2 separate regions of the Mus musculus genome follow, and region 2 is linked to region 1. Evidence: chromatin loops called from intact Hi-C (ENCODE). Cell type or tissue: gastrocnemius. All regions are shown on one strand. Links, peaks and the distances in the headings refer to the core of each region. The heading gives the core; the rest is flanking DNA.

Region 1 (7,724 bases), core at 916-5,915:
CCATAACAGCTTCTTGTACCATCAGAACCTGCAGGCCAGAGTCCCCTGGGCCTTTAATGACAGTTTATCCCTGCAGCCCTGGGCAGTACTCCTTTGTCACTGACAACAGAGGGACACACCAATGTCCACAGAACAGGACTCCACCACGGCCAGGTATTATCATACTCATTAGGCCTGTTGTACTCCTAGTCCGGGGCTGGCAGAACGAATCAACTACTTTCCAAAAAAACCTAGACACCTCTGTCCAGATCTCCCAAGGACATTTCCTGGGTGCTCTGCCACCTGGAAGCTTGGTCACAGCCACTCTGGATGAGCTGTGAGAAGGGTAGGCACATGCTCTGGGCTCAAGTGGATGCTGTCAAGGCCTGGGGAACTGCAGCCCCTGGCAGCCACAAGAGCTCTTGTCCCCATACCTGAGTTCTAGGTTCATGAGGAAGAAAAATCATCTTTGTGACTCCTGGCCTCTGTCAAGACACCTGTCATATGACTTCCCTCAGCTATCTCTTGTAACTGCCCCTCATTCCATGCAGGGTTCCCCAAAGAGAAGTCACTGTGTCAAGAGGCATTCAGGAATAAGGCACCCCAGCAGGGCAAGGGTTCTTGAAATGTCCAATTATCAGGATGGCAATCTCCCAGGAATAGTCTAGAGGCCTCAATCTTTACAGGAGAAGCGTAAGCAAGAAGGGCTCCACTTCCCCCTAAAAAGAGTTAATAAGTGATCTGGGGTCAGGAAATTCCACCCAAGATTTGAGCAGCAGCACTCTGCCCACACATTCCCACCAACCATTTGGGACTACTGGTCTCCCTCCCCCACAGTCGTTCCCCATCCCTGATGCTTGCTGTGGGCTTGGGGGAACTGAAGGCTAGCACATGGGAAGTCTTGGGTAAATTCCTCTCTAAGTCCCTCACCATGTTAACAAACACAACTGGACTTTACTGCAGATGAGACATGGTCAGCTCCTAAACTGACTTGAGTTCTGTAGAAAGACACTGGTTCTTAGGAGTGAGTGACAATGTGGGGACATCATTCTCCCACTTACCATCGTTTGACTCTACTTCAGCTCCTCATGGAGTGGAAGGGCACCCATCCGTTCTTCACTTCAGTGCTGCCGTCAATAAATTACACGAGACACTCAAGACCGTATTATAAAATAGCTTCTCTGTTAGATGATGATGAAGTATCCTGAGAGCATTTAAGGTGAGCCAGGCTAAGCGAGAATGCTGGGTAGGTGGTGTACATTAAATGCCATTTCTGCTGAAGCCATTTTAGCTTACATTGGGGATATTGGGGTCTATCCCCATAATAAGTCCAGGGGCATCTGTGTATTAATCATGGGGCTGAGAGCTCAGGAGGGCCTGGGCTTTCAGTGAACCTGTCTGGTGGATTGTCACAGGGAGAGCTCGGGGGGTGGGGGGGTGGGGGGGCAGAAGGAGCAGTAAGACCTTAAGAAGCTGTGCTGGAACCTCAACTCACAAGTTTAGACTGGGGTCTGGCTTCATTCTTTTCCGAGATTTGACAACAATTGAATGCTACCAGCCAGTGACCTATGGAGACTGTATTGTTTGGGGGAATCATCTATCTGACCTCAAATATCTCAGATGACTCAAGAGTTCCAGGAATGCCTGCCATGTAACTGGGAGGTCATTTCAGAGCCTCATATCAATCCTGCTTTCTCTTCTCCCTCTCCTCCTGGCTGCTCCAAGCCACTGTTATGCCCCCCTCCCCCTTCCAGGCATAAACTGGGCAAAGACAATTTGTGCTGCAGATCTGCAATCGTGAGAGCTGCCTCCTTTGCTGTGGGTAAGCAGTTTTCTTTTTATTTGTTGATTTATGAGTTACTTAAAAACCAAACATGTCAAAATTAGATGGGACGCAGAAATAACCTAGTAAGAGACACATTTAAGAAGTGATAAAACATGACAAACTGGATGGGACCCAGGAACAGTGACAGAAGAGCAGGATTTGGCACAGCTCACGCGATGATGCTATGCAGTGATACCCTGGTTTTACCACATTTGGAAAATTTCGAGTTCTGATCTCCACTTGAAAACATTTGGTCCACTTGGCCTGACTTCCAAGCTTAGTGATGGACTCAGACTCCACTCTGGCTTGGGTTTCAGAAGGACACAGTGAATATTCAGGAGTGGGACACTGAAGCGACAGTTTGCCTTCTTTGCTTTCTAGTCAGTAAGAGTGTGGCCCAGAGGCTCCTCCCTCCAGCTTCCTGTCCTGCCTGCCCTCTTCGGCATCCATCTATTTATCCCCTTGGAGAAAATCCAGTTGGCTTTGTCAACTGAAGCTTCTACTGGTGACCATGGAGGCTGCTGAAGGGAAGCCAAAGACTGCTGATTCGGAAGGCTCCCCTCCGATTCATTCTCAGAGGGCAGGAGAGACCTTGCAAAGGTCAGGCATGTCTCACAAGGTCTCCTGCACACCTTCTGCTCCATTTCCCAGACTTTGAAACAGCTGAGAAGAAATGAACACTCAAGAGAAGAGATTCTTCTTTAAAGTCAAGGTTTAAGTGTAGATGGCCCCAGTTTAAAAGTGGTTCATCTTAAGATGGTGCAATTTCATGGTGCCACATAATATGATTTTGAAACGGACTGTGGGATTAAACGTTTGAACCCTTTCTCAAACTAGACATGATCCATCCAACCTGCTTTTGACACTGGCAGAAACTGTGGGTCCAAGCCAGGTATAGAAAATGCTTCATCAATTAGACAAGCACACAGAAATATCATCTGTCACCAAACATTACCTTTTCAGACCTGTCACCTAAGGAGCAGGAGAAAATGAGTGTCTTACAGAGTCAGGAAGAAGACTCAGAGGAGAGCTCTGTCAGGCAGAGTGATCTTGATTATCAGTGAGGCCTAGGCAATGGTGGCATACTGGACAAGCTGCTAACAGGAAGCACATGATCTCGACCCCTCACTGGTTGGTTCTTTCTGGAGTCACTCTCCCACAGTTCATCTATCGACACAGAAATGGGCTGTCTGGTTACCACCCACTATCAGCTGACAGGGCCTGGGGTCACTGAGAGGCAAGTCTCTCACATATTTGTTGTTGTTCTTTTCTAATTTTAATTGAATCACTGCTAATCCATTTTTAAAACTCTTAAAACCATATTTTAATACCTAATTTGTGTGTGTGTATGTGTGTGTGTGTGTGTGTAGTGGGGCACTATCAGGGACTTCCCTCCAGAATAAGACAGTGACGGTCATTCCTCTACAGGTCCAAATTGAAACAGAAAGAAACCTAAACTAAAACACATCCCACACAGAGGAAAAAGGATAAAATCACATTCTTAGGGTGTTGGTGCTTTTCCTAGTCTTTGATGTGTGACTTTCAAAAAAATTAATACCCTAGGTCATTAAAATATACATTTCCCTTTGGCTTTATTTATTTTTTTAATAAAAATTAATTGTCCACACATATACACCTGAAGGACTCACCATCAGTTGCCTGACTCATTTGCTGGCATAGACAGGCTAATCCTAGTCCGGGATCATCTCACTCCATGGGGTTGCTGCATGCATCCATCTGGAGTCCTTCATCGTGATTTTTCAGTCACGGCGGTTATAGCATCCCGGTGTGGAGATGGTAGTCATCGATTCCCAGTTGAGCCCCTATAGCTATGGGGTGAGGGATGACTATCTGGAGGTACCAATATATGGTTTGTGGGATGGACAGTTCTGGAAACTGCAAAGACCAAAGCATCGAGAAAGTAAAGCGATGGGCCCCAAGAACCAAGTGGAGTAGGGGAAGGGGCATTTTATGGGACCCCAGGACCTTCCCTTTTCCTAAATCCCTTCCCTTCCCTCCCATTGGTCCTCCCAGCCTCCTCCCTCGGACAGGCTCTTTTGTCCTGTGGTTAGTTGCTAGCTGTAGCAGTTGCCAAGTGCTCCAGGAACCAGAAGCAGGCCCCTTAAAGGGGCTCTCCCCAATCTGCCTAAATTCCCCTGACTATCCCACACTTCTGTTAAAACCAAGACTGATAAAGACACAGAGACTTGGCACCCTGGGGACACTATAGAGCCTGTCACACACCTCTTCTGATGGCCCTGAGGCTGGCTGGCTGGCTGATGACTCCCAGGACATTTCCCAGAACAGAGCTGGCATGTGTGAGTACAAGCCTACAAGGATCTGATCTTATGTTATCCAATCAGATAAGGAGAATAAACAGGGTGGGATGTGGCTCCACGTCTGCCAGGGCGCTGGAACTGCAGCCCATTCAGTCACCAGCAGCGCCCAACCCTACTCCTCCTGCTTTGATTGCTCTTGGCAGACTCTAAACAGGCTCCCAGGAGCTTCCCGGGGTTAGTGTGGAGAGAGCCTTGGATTGGGAGGCTCAGAAAGACAACCCTACACCATCCTGGTTGTGGGAAGCTCACCTCAGTGGGCCAACCGCTCTTCTGCATGAATCCAGAGTCGGATGTGCACATGGCGGGTGAGATGGGTCAGTAGTTCACGAAGGGGCCCAGCACAGCAGGTCACTGAGGAGATCTCTGGGCCTCATGAGCTTATAGGACACTCCTAGAGTATGAGGACGCTGAGTGTGTCCCAGACTGGGAGACCCTCCCCTCTGTTGTGGCTGGTCACATAGCAGGAGGCAGGAAGAGGGCGCTACCAGATACCACTTTGGAGTGAGAAGTTGTAATTCTTGACTTTAATGGCAGGAAAACCACCTAAGTCCATGCAATGATTCCTTTCCTCATGCTAACAACATGTAGCAACTCCAGAGCTGCCAATGGAAAGCAGTGGCTTCTGGGAAATGACAAACAAGGCTTGAACCTGTTTCCTTATGTACTCATGTCTTGACCCTCGTATGTCTCACTAACATTATCTTCACAGTCAAGACAGCAAAGCCTGCGTTCAAATCCTCCCTGCTCTGCACCCGTCTGTGTAGAGTCTAAAACACCCTGGAAAGACTGTTTATATCAGTAGCAATACTTGGGATTGGATTCTCGGTTACTGTAGCTGACTATCCAAGAGACTAGGATAGAGGTCTTAAGAAATGTTAGTGTTCCTTTAAAAGATAGGTGTGATCTTTTAAAGAACTCTTCAGATTGTCCTAACTTGCAACAATTTAGCATTCCGTGGAGTTTCTAATGCATTCAATTAAGAGATCAACAGAATGGCTGCAGTCTGGACACAGCCCCTGGTGGCACAGGGAAGGGTGGTACTCTATAATTAGAAACTTCTGTGGTTCACAGATCCACTAAAAATCCTTAAAATTGCCAAGCAGGTGAGACACGGTGTAATTAAAACATTACTATTTATTCTGAGTCCTGTCAATTTAAGGCTTGTCAGAAAATGTCTCCTCAGTGATCGCTGAAGCTGGAGCGAGCTTTCCTAGCTGGAGGGTCTGGTGACAAGGTTCTTATCCACGGGAGCCATGCTGCTGCTATTTAGAATCCAGGAAGAACGTTTCAAAGTCCAGATTCATGTCAGACACGAGGGCATCCACAAAGTCATCGATGGAAGGACACTTCTGCAGCATGCCTGTAACCAGAGCATCAAGACACTCACGTTAGCACCCTGAGACACCAGGGGCAGGACAAAGGGTCACCTTCACACTGGGGGACACTGACTTCTAAACCAGAGGTTGCCTCTACAGTCCCACCATGAGAGGACAATTCATTAAAGTCACAGGGAGTCCATGACCTGAGCTGTTCGTGACTTTAAAGCATTACACTCTTTAAGCAGCACCTGGCTGAGTAACTTAGGCCCAAATGCATTTCCCAAGAATTCTGTTCCTGTAGATATTACTGTCCCTTGGAATTACCAGATTGAATTTTTGAGTTATTGTTGACCAGGATAATTTAATTTTGAGTAGGTTGAATTGTAAGCACATTCTATACACTTCAACCCCACTGAGGTGTTAATTCTTGTAGAAGTCTTGTATCTGGGTCCCTCCAGACATCTCTCATCATCAGAAGGGAAGACAACTCAGACCCATAGAAATTCTGACGGTCCCAAGAGGGTACCCAAAAGATGCCCCACAAATAAGACACACTGATGGATTCTCCGTCTGTGAAATTCAGAATGGGTCTGGAGAGAAAGGAAGTCGTACAGGTGCCGTAGCAGTAGCCTTGGCAACAGGGTCTGAGGAAACATTCTAGAGTGACGGTTCTCTTCTCTAACTGGATAGCAATTCAGATTATACTAGTGTTAAATCAATTCAATAGAACCTGACAGATGCCTAAAAATTTTTACCATTACCCAATACCAAATGGCCAGCCTTGTTAACATTATACAGATCGAACGGGTTATATTTAGAAATATATGCATATGCATATATGTATGTAACAACAGTGGAAAAAAAAGAGGCCATGGATTTGTAAGAGAGCAAGGAGAGTATATGGAAAGGTTTGGAGGGAGGAAAGGAAGGGGGTGTGATGTAATTATAATCTTTAAAAAAATAAAAAGAAACAATTAAACAAATTACTAAAAGAACACTTAGTTTGAAACTTGTGCCTTTTAGAGGAGAAGCGCAATACTGGAAACCTACAAAAGCGTCTGTTGTATACTAATTTGTCCAGGATACAGGGTGAGGCTGGAAGAGGTCTCAGGAGGACAATTTAAGGCTCTGAAGTAGAGCAGCAGGGGACCAGAAAGGGAACCCAACTGGGCACAGGAGGAACAAGACCGTATGGACAACCACGGGCCAATGTGAGCGGCAAAGAACAGTCACTGGGTAATGTCTGAGGTGGCTGCAGTCAGCAGTGAGAAGAGACCTGGGATTGCAGGGATGGTTCACGGTCTACAGACAGGAACGAAGTCATTCCACATGCGCTTAAAAACTGCTCCCAACATACAGAGTCTACTAACTAGGCTGGTGCGGCCGAGAGCAATAACAGTATTTTCATTTTGAGCTTCAGATTAAATAAAGTGTTTCTATTCTTTCCGGTTCAGATTTTAATAGCCCCATCTTGAGAAAACAGGGACAGAAAATTACACCATGATGCCTTTAGTTGTACAACTTGAAGCACCATTTTCTTCTCTACAGTAAAACAACTCTCACGGATGAAAGCAGCTACTGTGCTTGTCCAGCTGTGCGGTCAGTGCGAGCATCCTGGTCTCAGGCCACTGCAGTAGCATCTTCTGCACTGCCCCTCCAGATGCAGGCAGGTACCATAAGCATGTACATCTGATTGGACAGCAGGGCAGGGCCCTCCCTGGGTTCCAGGTTTCTTGAAGCAGAGCCCGTATGTTGGAAAATCTTTAAGCATCGTTTTCAATCAATTATTACACAATTTTCTTTTAATATCCGAAACATTTCTATAATTACATGGCTGCTTGTTTTAAATTAAATGGCTGTAACCATCAGAGGGTAAAACCATTTACTCAGAGCCAACCTACACAGGTAAGTGTGACCATCCTGTGTCTTTGAAGTGGTTCACTTCAACTCTATAACCTGCCAGCATAAGTGTGACCTGGCTGCATCCTCGGAATAGAGCTACTCAATATACACCCTGTGCCAACTGCCCGCCCCATACCATTCGTGCACCTCAAATGGTGACTGTGGCAATGAGAGAGAGAGAGAGAGAGACAGAGAGAGAGAGAGACAGAGATCTTGGTTTTTCCTCAAAAAAATCTTGTGGAGCTAAATGGTTTGGTGATTTTTGTCTGTCATGTGACTGTTGAAGATGAAAGTGCAGGAAGTAAGAGCCCGGGACTTGGAGGATCAGGCAGAGTAGCCTCTGGGTACACAGCAGTGCCA
Region 2 (7,724 bases), core at 873-5,872, 180 kb before region 1:
CGGGGCCTTTGTCATGGAATACTGTAGCAAATAAGGCCAGAGCAGAGCGGGAGGCGAGCATCTCTGGGGGCTGTGTTGTGCTGGATATCATCAGATGCCAAGTGTGCTCTTGCAGGCAGAACTCCACCAGGTGTCCTCCACCACCAGGGAAGCTGCACGATCCTCAGGGGTTTGTGGGAAAGGCCCATGTGGTACTGCGGCTGATGCCTACAGCCTGAGAGCCCACTGCTGGAACAAAGCAACCGCTCAGCCTGCCCTGTCCCATCTTCACAGTCGGTAGAACGCATTTCTGGAAGCCAACCAGATCCAAACCCAGAGAAGAAAGGAATGCCATTTTTTAAAACATCAAAAATGAAAAGAGCAGCCAAGTATTCATAAGATAAGGAATGTGTTCTTGAAGGGAAAACATGCCAGGTGGAACTAACTATATTCCACTGACTGGCCGCAGACTCAAGTAGCCAGATATAACCCCAGGAAAAAGATATATGCTTTCTTTACAGGTTGCTGACAGATCATCCAAATTCCCCATCTCATTTCTTATGCAAGTGTATCAGTCAGCTGGCTGCAGGCTCACTTTTTCTTGATCACAGCCACTATTCAGAATGTCCATATTTTGGAAAAAAAACAGTTGGAATTATTTTGCATGGCCTTCCTCAAGTTTTTCGTTCACTTAAAAACGTTTAGGATTTTATTTGATCATGGAGTTCCCAATTGGCCAGAAAAATAAAATGTTAATTTTCAGAGAAAATAGATCCCATGTATTTCCTTACCATGTGTGTCAGAAAACAATTAAGATTTTCAGCCTCATTGCACCTCTCATATTTGTTGTAAGGGATCTGGAAATACTGTCAGCTTTCATACCAAAATCTTTATTTACAAAGACATGCCTTCCTCGAGGCAGAATTGCGGTGGACCCAAAGTCACATTCCGGAAGGAAGCGGTATCTGCCATGGCTAGCTCACTTCACAATAGCCGTCCTCAGTATCCATTGGCACATCTGATTCATAGGTAGATCTGAAAAACATCTTGCTAGGCGTGTATGGTACCACGAAGCACAGAAGGTGTCTTTCTTTCTCTGGGGAGCTTCCAGGGCACAGCCTGGCACTGGCTTCTTTGAAGCCCTTGCTATCTGCCCAGGTTTCACTTTAAAATGGCAAGCAGGGGGTTGTCATTTCCCAGTGAAGATGATGTTCTACATCCAAAATGTGTGTAGACCAGTGCCTAACAGTCTCAGCTTCTGTGCAGAGTACAGTTAAGGTGACCATGGCAAAAGACAGGACACTCTCTCTCCCTGGTCCTCATGTTAAGACACTCTGCCTGTATTCAGGAAGATGAGAACAATGTAAACACACAGGAATTTGAGTCTGGGGAAATAATTTTGTTAGAAAAAAAAATAAGGAAAGAACAGAAGTTTGGTTTAAAAGAATGAGGACCCAAGATCCTAGGCTCCTTTTGAGCAGCTCTGCTCTGTTCTGTGCCTGCCAAGGAGAATGGGACACAATGGCCTATATGGTTTTAAGAGTTTCTTGAGGACTGAAGAGATGGCTCAGAGTTCAGTTTCCAGCAACCATCTGTAACGGGACCCAATGCCCCCTTCTGGTGTGTTTGAAGATACCTACAATGTACTCATATACATAAAATAAACAAATCTTATAAATAAATAAGTCTCTTGAATCCATTTCCATGATGAACAACTTGAAAGGATGTTCTCAAGCTTGGCACTGGGGTTTCTAGTACAGAGTCTAAGCCTTGTATGGGGAGAATGATCACTCCAAGTGCCATGACATCATCTAAGCTGGGTACATATACACTTGAATGTATCATATGCTATTTAAGGTAAACATAAAATATTGATTCCTTTGGCTTTTCAAACATCTTTGGTCTTATTTATCTTCCTTTCTCCCTATCCTCCTGTATTGACCTCTTCAGCAGCTAAAACCCCCTCCTTTTCATTTCCCCATTTATAATATGGCAATTTTTAAAAGGTGCTTCCGTCCCATCATATTTACTTATAAGACATTTCTTGAGGACCACCGGGTGTAGCTCGGTTGGTGGAGTGACTGCCTGGCACATTCAGAGCCCTATATTTGGTCCTCAGCATCCTATAAACAAATCGTGGGCACACATGCTTTTGACCCTAGCACTTAAGATGCGGACACAGGAAGTTCATAAGTTCAAAATCATGCTCTGCTACACGGTGGGTTCAAGGTCATTGTGGGATACATGAGACCTTGTCTCAAAAACGAGCAAACAAGCAAGCAGGAAAAGGAGGAAGGCTGTGCTCTGTTGATATGTGTAGTCCCCAGCCGGGGTCTCTAGCCGTAGAACATCAAAGGGTGGACATTGGTTGAATCTCTGTGGATTTTACTTTCTGATTATTATCGTCATTGTTATTTATGTGTCTGTGGTGCTAGCGATGGAACTCAGAGCCTGGCGCAGACCCCAGCAGTGCTCTACCTCTGAGCTATGGTCTCATCTCAGCCTCCTGGGGACTTAGCTCAGACTTTTCATCGTTTCAGGAAAAACAAGGGTTTCAGTATACACTCTGAAACTTCACCCAGAAAAACCCTTTCAAAGACCCTGAGTTGAGCACAGTATTTTTGGATTGTCCCAGAAGTTACTATGTCAAGAAAAACCTAGAACAGTTCCCTGCTACACACCAACAAACGCATGAATAGTGCACCTGCCACTTACCAGGAAGCATCCTGTTTTGTAGATTCTAAATAGGCGCTTCTCCAAGCCACTGAAAGCAAGGTTCCCTTTCCTATTGATCTCTACCTGGGTGACCTCACGATGCTGGGACAGTTTCAGAAAGAAAACCTGTACAGGTTAGCAGGCACTGCAGAAAACACGCTAGCAAGGGATAGCGAAGAGCCAGGTGTTGCTGACCAACCACAACACCAACAGCAGGGATTTCCATCTCCCTGGATCTTGCTTGCCAGTGTCCCATGGCCTTCCCTTTGGTGAGAGCTGGGAGCACAATTCTTTGCCAGCAGGTGGTGCAAAAAGCATACCACAGGATATGATCCCAAGACCAACAACCAGGACTTCTGATGTGGCTGCCCCTGCTACCCTGAGGTCACTGCTTCCAGAAGCACAGATGGCTGACCTCTGCAGTCAATACCGATGGGTGCCACTTTCAGCATGGATCCCCTTTTCTGTACACCTTACTCCTTTCCAGTTTAATGTATTTGGTTAACAGCTAATCCATTTTGACAATCTCAGATTTGCTATTTGCTGGCCCTGTCTCCCTCCCTCTGTTCTTAAAGTTTGCTCCACAAGTGCCCCTATATCCTTAGACATTCCCAAGGGGGAAAGGCAGTCAGTGACTTGAGTCCCTGAACGCCACTCCCCTCTTCTCCATTTGGTAGGTTCAGGATTCAGTCGGGGCCTCCGAATTTGCTGGGTCTGTATGCTAGGCTTCGATATCCCACCTTGCCTTCTGTCCTTGTTTCTAGAGATGAAATCATAGCCGTTTAGATACAAGTTACTACTGCTGCTATTGCTTGGAGATACTAGACCATGGAATGGGTCCTGGGTGAAGGTTCAGGGTGAACATCAAGACACACTTTTTTCTGAAGGTAATGACAAGTCTGAGCTAAACACACACGGGTCTGGGGTGGTAATACAGCTTAGCAACAAAGCCGTAGAGCTCACTGTTAATAAAACTTTGCCTAGAATTTTGAACAGCTTCAGAACTGTGTGATTTTTCTGTGTGACCTCAGACAAATTTCCCAACACTGTATACCACAGTGTATTTCCTTGTTGATTGTAATTGTACATACACTGTTTTGTTTTAACACCCAATGGGCAAGGGTATGGGGGAAGTTGAATGGATTGTAACCACCAGAGAAAATGGGATACATTAGACACAGATTTCATTTTCTTTACTATGGCAGGCTCACTGCCAAGGGTGTCCACAAACTTGACTAAGAGATCTGCTAAGTGGTAGAGTTGGAGTTTTAATGCAAAATTTCTGTCCCTTGATGCCTTCTTATATCCTGTTTTGTAAGTGAGAATTTGGTTCTAGGTTACAGGCTCCAGGGTTCCGAACATGGAGAACCCAGAGGCTGAAGGCCGGGTGTGGGCCTCCTTAGCTGCTAAGAATGCTTCTGTGACATAGGAGAGGCTGAGAAAGGACTACCTCATGATACATGACAACTTTAAAAAAATGAAAGATCCATGCTTAAAGGATGTGTGTGTGTGTGTGTGTGTGTGTGTGTGTGTGTGTGTGTGTGTAAAAGAGTCTCTTACTTACAACTGTGCATAACTGGGTGAACATAGGATTAGATGTAACTCATCTACCCTGTGTGCTATTATACAGTTTTAAGTCAACTTGATACAAGCTAAAGGCATTTTCTTAATTAGTGATAGACTGGAGAGAGCCCAGTCCATTGTGGGTCATGCCACCCTTGGGCTGATGGTCCTAGGTTCTGCAAGAAAGCAGGATGAATAAGCCATAGGGACCTTCCTTTGTTGATTAACAGCGATGTGGAAGTATAAGCCAAATAAATCCTTTCCTCCACGAGTTGCTTTGGTCATGGTATTTCATCACAGCAAGAGTAACTCTGCGTTCCAATACCTTCCTGGCAAATTGATCAACCCATCCCCTTTGCTTCCTCTGTTCCCTCCTCACAAATACTCAGTCATTTCAGGAGCCCTTCTGAGGAACAAAGGTCTCCTTGACCCAGTCTCTTGGATTACTCAATTCTCAAATGAACTTCTACTCTTCTTAGCAATAGCTCGGGCTCCTTCCTGTTTTTATCAGTTGCCTATGCAAAGCTGATTCATCTCCCAAAGTTATTCCTTCAACCAGTTGTGACCAAATACAGAATTTATTGCCAACTGATGGGGGCTGGCTTCAGGATCCTTGGGTGGAAACCAAAGGCTTAGGAGGTTCAGATCCTTACATAAAATGATGTGATATTTGCTTAGAAGTCACACATCCTGAGATGACTCCAAACATCTAATAAATTGTACATGCTTGGGAAATAATTTTAATGCTGTTCTGTTTAGGGACTAATGGAAAAAAATCTGCAGGCTTTTCATGCAAACAGTATTGAAAAAACAAACAAACTACTAACAAAAGTTTCTATCTCAACTGGAATCCAATTGGAATCTAAGGTTGTAGAGGGCCACGCAAGGTGTGTGTGGATATTAAAGTCATTATAGAATGAATAAATTGTTTATATGTAGTGCTACAAACTTGCTTAAATTTTTTTCTTAGGTTTTTGTTTTATTTTGTTTTGCAGGCTTTGTTTGTTTATTTTGATTTTAGAAAGTCACTAGCTGTTTTGGGACTGGCCTCAAACTCATGGCCTTCCTGACTCAGCCTCCTGGGTGCTGGGGTTAGAGTCATGTGTCATCATCTTCCGCCCGAAGAGCATATTTTGTATTAACACACTATCCCATCAGCCAGCATCCCATCTGCTGATGACCTACCTTAGGGAACATTTTGATTATGAGAGAGGATCCAGGAGTTACTCCACAAACAACACGAACACCAATCTCAGCCAGACAGGGATAGTTTATTGAACGCACACTCTAAAACTGACCCATTAGGACTGTAGCTCAGAATTCGGACACTGATTACAGCTGTCATTCTGTCGTCATGGGAATCAATTTTCATCACACTTGAAGCAGTTGTGACATCAGCACTGTTTTGGTTCAGACATCTATTCACAGAAAAGCATGATGGGAAAGTATTTCCTGACTTGATTTCTGACTTGATTTTAATTATTTTAAAATATTTAAGTCTTCTTCTTGATCTTAAAGATCCTGTAGCTTGAGGCTGAGGAGGGATAAAGGGCGAATGAGTCTAAAGATAGTGAAATAATCAGCGACTGAAACCATTTTCCCATCATGCTTTGCGCTGACCATTCTTTGTACCTTTTAAGGGATCCATCTTTTTCTTTGGAAACCCGGGTCTTTCATTTGAAAGATTTTATTGTATAAAACCTTCCACAGGTCAATAAATTTAGAGGAAAATGAGCGTTTGGGCCAAGAAAAACAAAGACAAAACAAAAAGGGAAAATAATCAAGATTTTAGGGCTTTTACTTTTTCTTTTGTAATTGTGTAAAAAAAAATGAGGCAAAGACAAAAAAACGGAAAATTTTTAATGTGAAGACTTTTTATCTTGCAATAATCGTTAGTTTTAGAGGCATTGTTAGTTTAGTGTGTGTGCAGAGTCCACTCCCACATCTTTCCTCAAGTGTCTGCTGTTTTTATCATGAATTTCCCTTTAATCATCTGTAGGTTATTTAAAATAAACTCCTACAACTAAACAGGGGGAAAAAAGAATTCAGGGGCTGAGGCTATGGCTCCAAACAGTCCTCAAGGCCAGCTTACAAAGGAAGAAAACATAACAAACTCATGGGCAGGTGCAGGAAGTGCTGCCCAGTGGTCGGCTCTGACTCAAGCTAATTTGGCTAGCTAGACAGAACAGTTCTAACTGACCTCTATTTATTCTCATTGCACCTAAGTGGAGCTTATGGTTGTTAGATTTGTTAAGATTAACAAACGTCCAAACAAACAGAATATAACAGAGTTTGCAAAAACATGCCAGTGCCTGGTACAGACAGGCAACTGTGTGGTGGGAGAGCGATGGATGTCACTTCCAGTGATGATACACGTGTGCCTCTCTGTAGTCTATTTTCACATTAGGTTTATCAAATGCATGACTTGAGAGCCATCAGAACCTACATTCTCATTTTACATTGCCCACAATACTCAGTAAATAGTATATAATTAGATAATTCCCCCTTCCAGTTTCCTCCTTGCCACTTACTTCATGTCCCCTTCCCTGTTCTCGCTCAAGTTCATGGCCTCTTTTTCTTTAGTTGTTGCACACATATATATTCTTAGATATATAAAACACAGTCTCCTCAGTCTATATATGTTAATTGTATGTATATTGTTGCAGAAATGAACACTTGGTGTCGGAGAAGCAGTTGGGGGGCTTTGCCCGGGTGAAGGCTATCTCTCCCACCCTCAGCATTCTTTAGTTGCCTGTACTTTGTCTCAGGGTGAGGCCATATGAGATTTCTCCCTTCCACGTTAGCATGCCTATTTTTATCAGCGTTGTTCATGTGTTGTTTAGGCAGCCACGTTGACGAGACTTCATGGGTACAGCTTCCCTGACATTTCTGAGAGACACAATCTCACAGCAGACATCTTGTTCATCCGATCCTTACCCTTACAATCCTTCTGCCTCCTTTCCCTTGTTCCCAGAGCCTTCGCTACAGAGCTGTGCTGTAGATGGAACAACTGGAACTGGGCACCATTCATGGTCACTTGTTCTCTGCATTTTGATTGGTTGTAACTTTCTGTAATGCTCTCTGTCTGTTGCAAAGAGCAGTTTCTTTGCTAAGGGGTTAGAGCTGTATACACTTGTCTATTAAGGACAAGTAGTCAAAAGTAGTTAGGAATTAGGTTGATTTGGTAAAGTTTCGGTTGTAGGTTATCCTCTAAGATTCTTGACCTCACTAACCCTAAGTAGTTGGCTAGGGTTCCAGTGTCAGGGAAAATTTCCCCTCTGTTGAGCCTTAAGTCCAACTAACCAAGGTAACCACCAGGGTATGCATGCACTACTGTACCCTGAGGGTTGTTGGGCCATGCTGGTGGTTGTCCTTTGTAAGCATCCCAGCTGCGGAGGAGGACTACTGGCTGCATCCCTCCCCTGGAAGCTTACACGGTGCTTTCTGGTACCAAACAAGGTAGTCCT

Evidence for each region. Peaks named below come from ENCODE experiments on the same cell type or tissue, not always from the same donor. Only the 100,000 strongest peaks of a DNase experiment are listed, where the experiment ranks them.
Region 2: a loop joins it to region 1, with 1.9 times the contacts of the local background. A loop is called at or near these places in 6 of 42 quality-filtered maps.

What each region holds. Positions count from the first base shown.
Region 1 is chr14:60,901,147-60,908,870 of GRCm38, reverse strand. Mipep (mitochondrial intermediate peptidase) reads right to left here. Exons shown (of 19, transcript NM_027436.3): 19 at 5,258-5,503. The coding sequence ends at 5,406. Among named protein-coding and RNA genes, the nearest start is that of Mipep, 120 kb to the right of the region's middle. In gastrocnemius, for the core only: no CTCF peak of the experiment used is centred there; DNase peaks (open chromatin) are centred at 2,300 and 3,536.
Region 2 is chr14:61,080,816-61,088,539 of GRCm38, reverse strand. No RefSeq gene overlaps it. Among named protein-coding and RNA genes, the nearest start is that of Gm41168, 28 kb to the right of the region's middle. In gastrocnemius, for the core only: a CTCF peak has its summit at 2,992 (motif pointing right); a DNase peak (open chromatin) is centred at 2,986.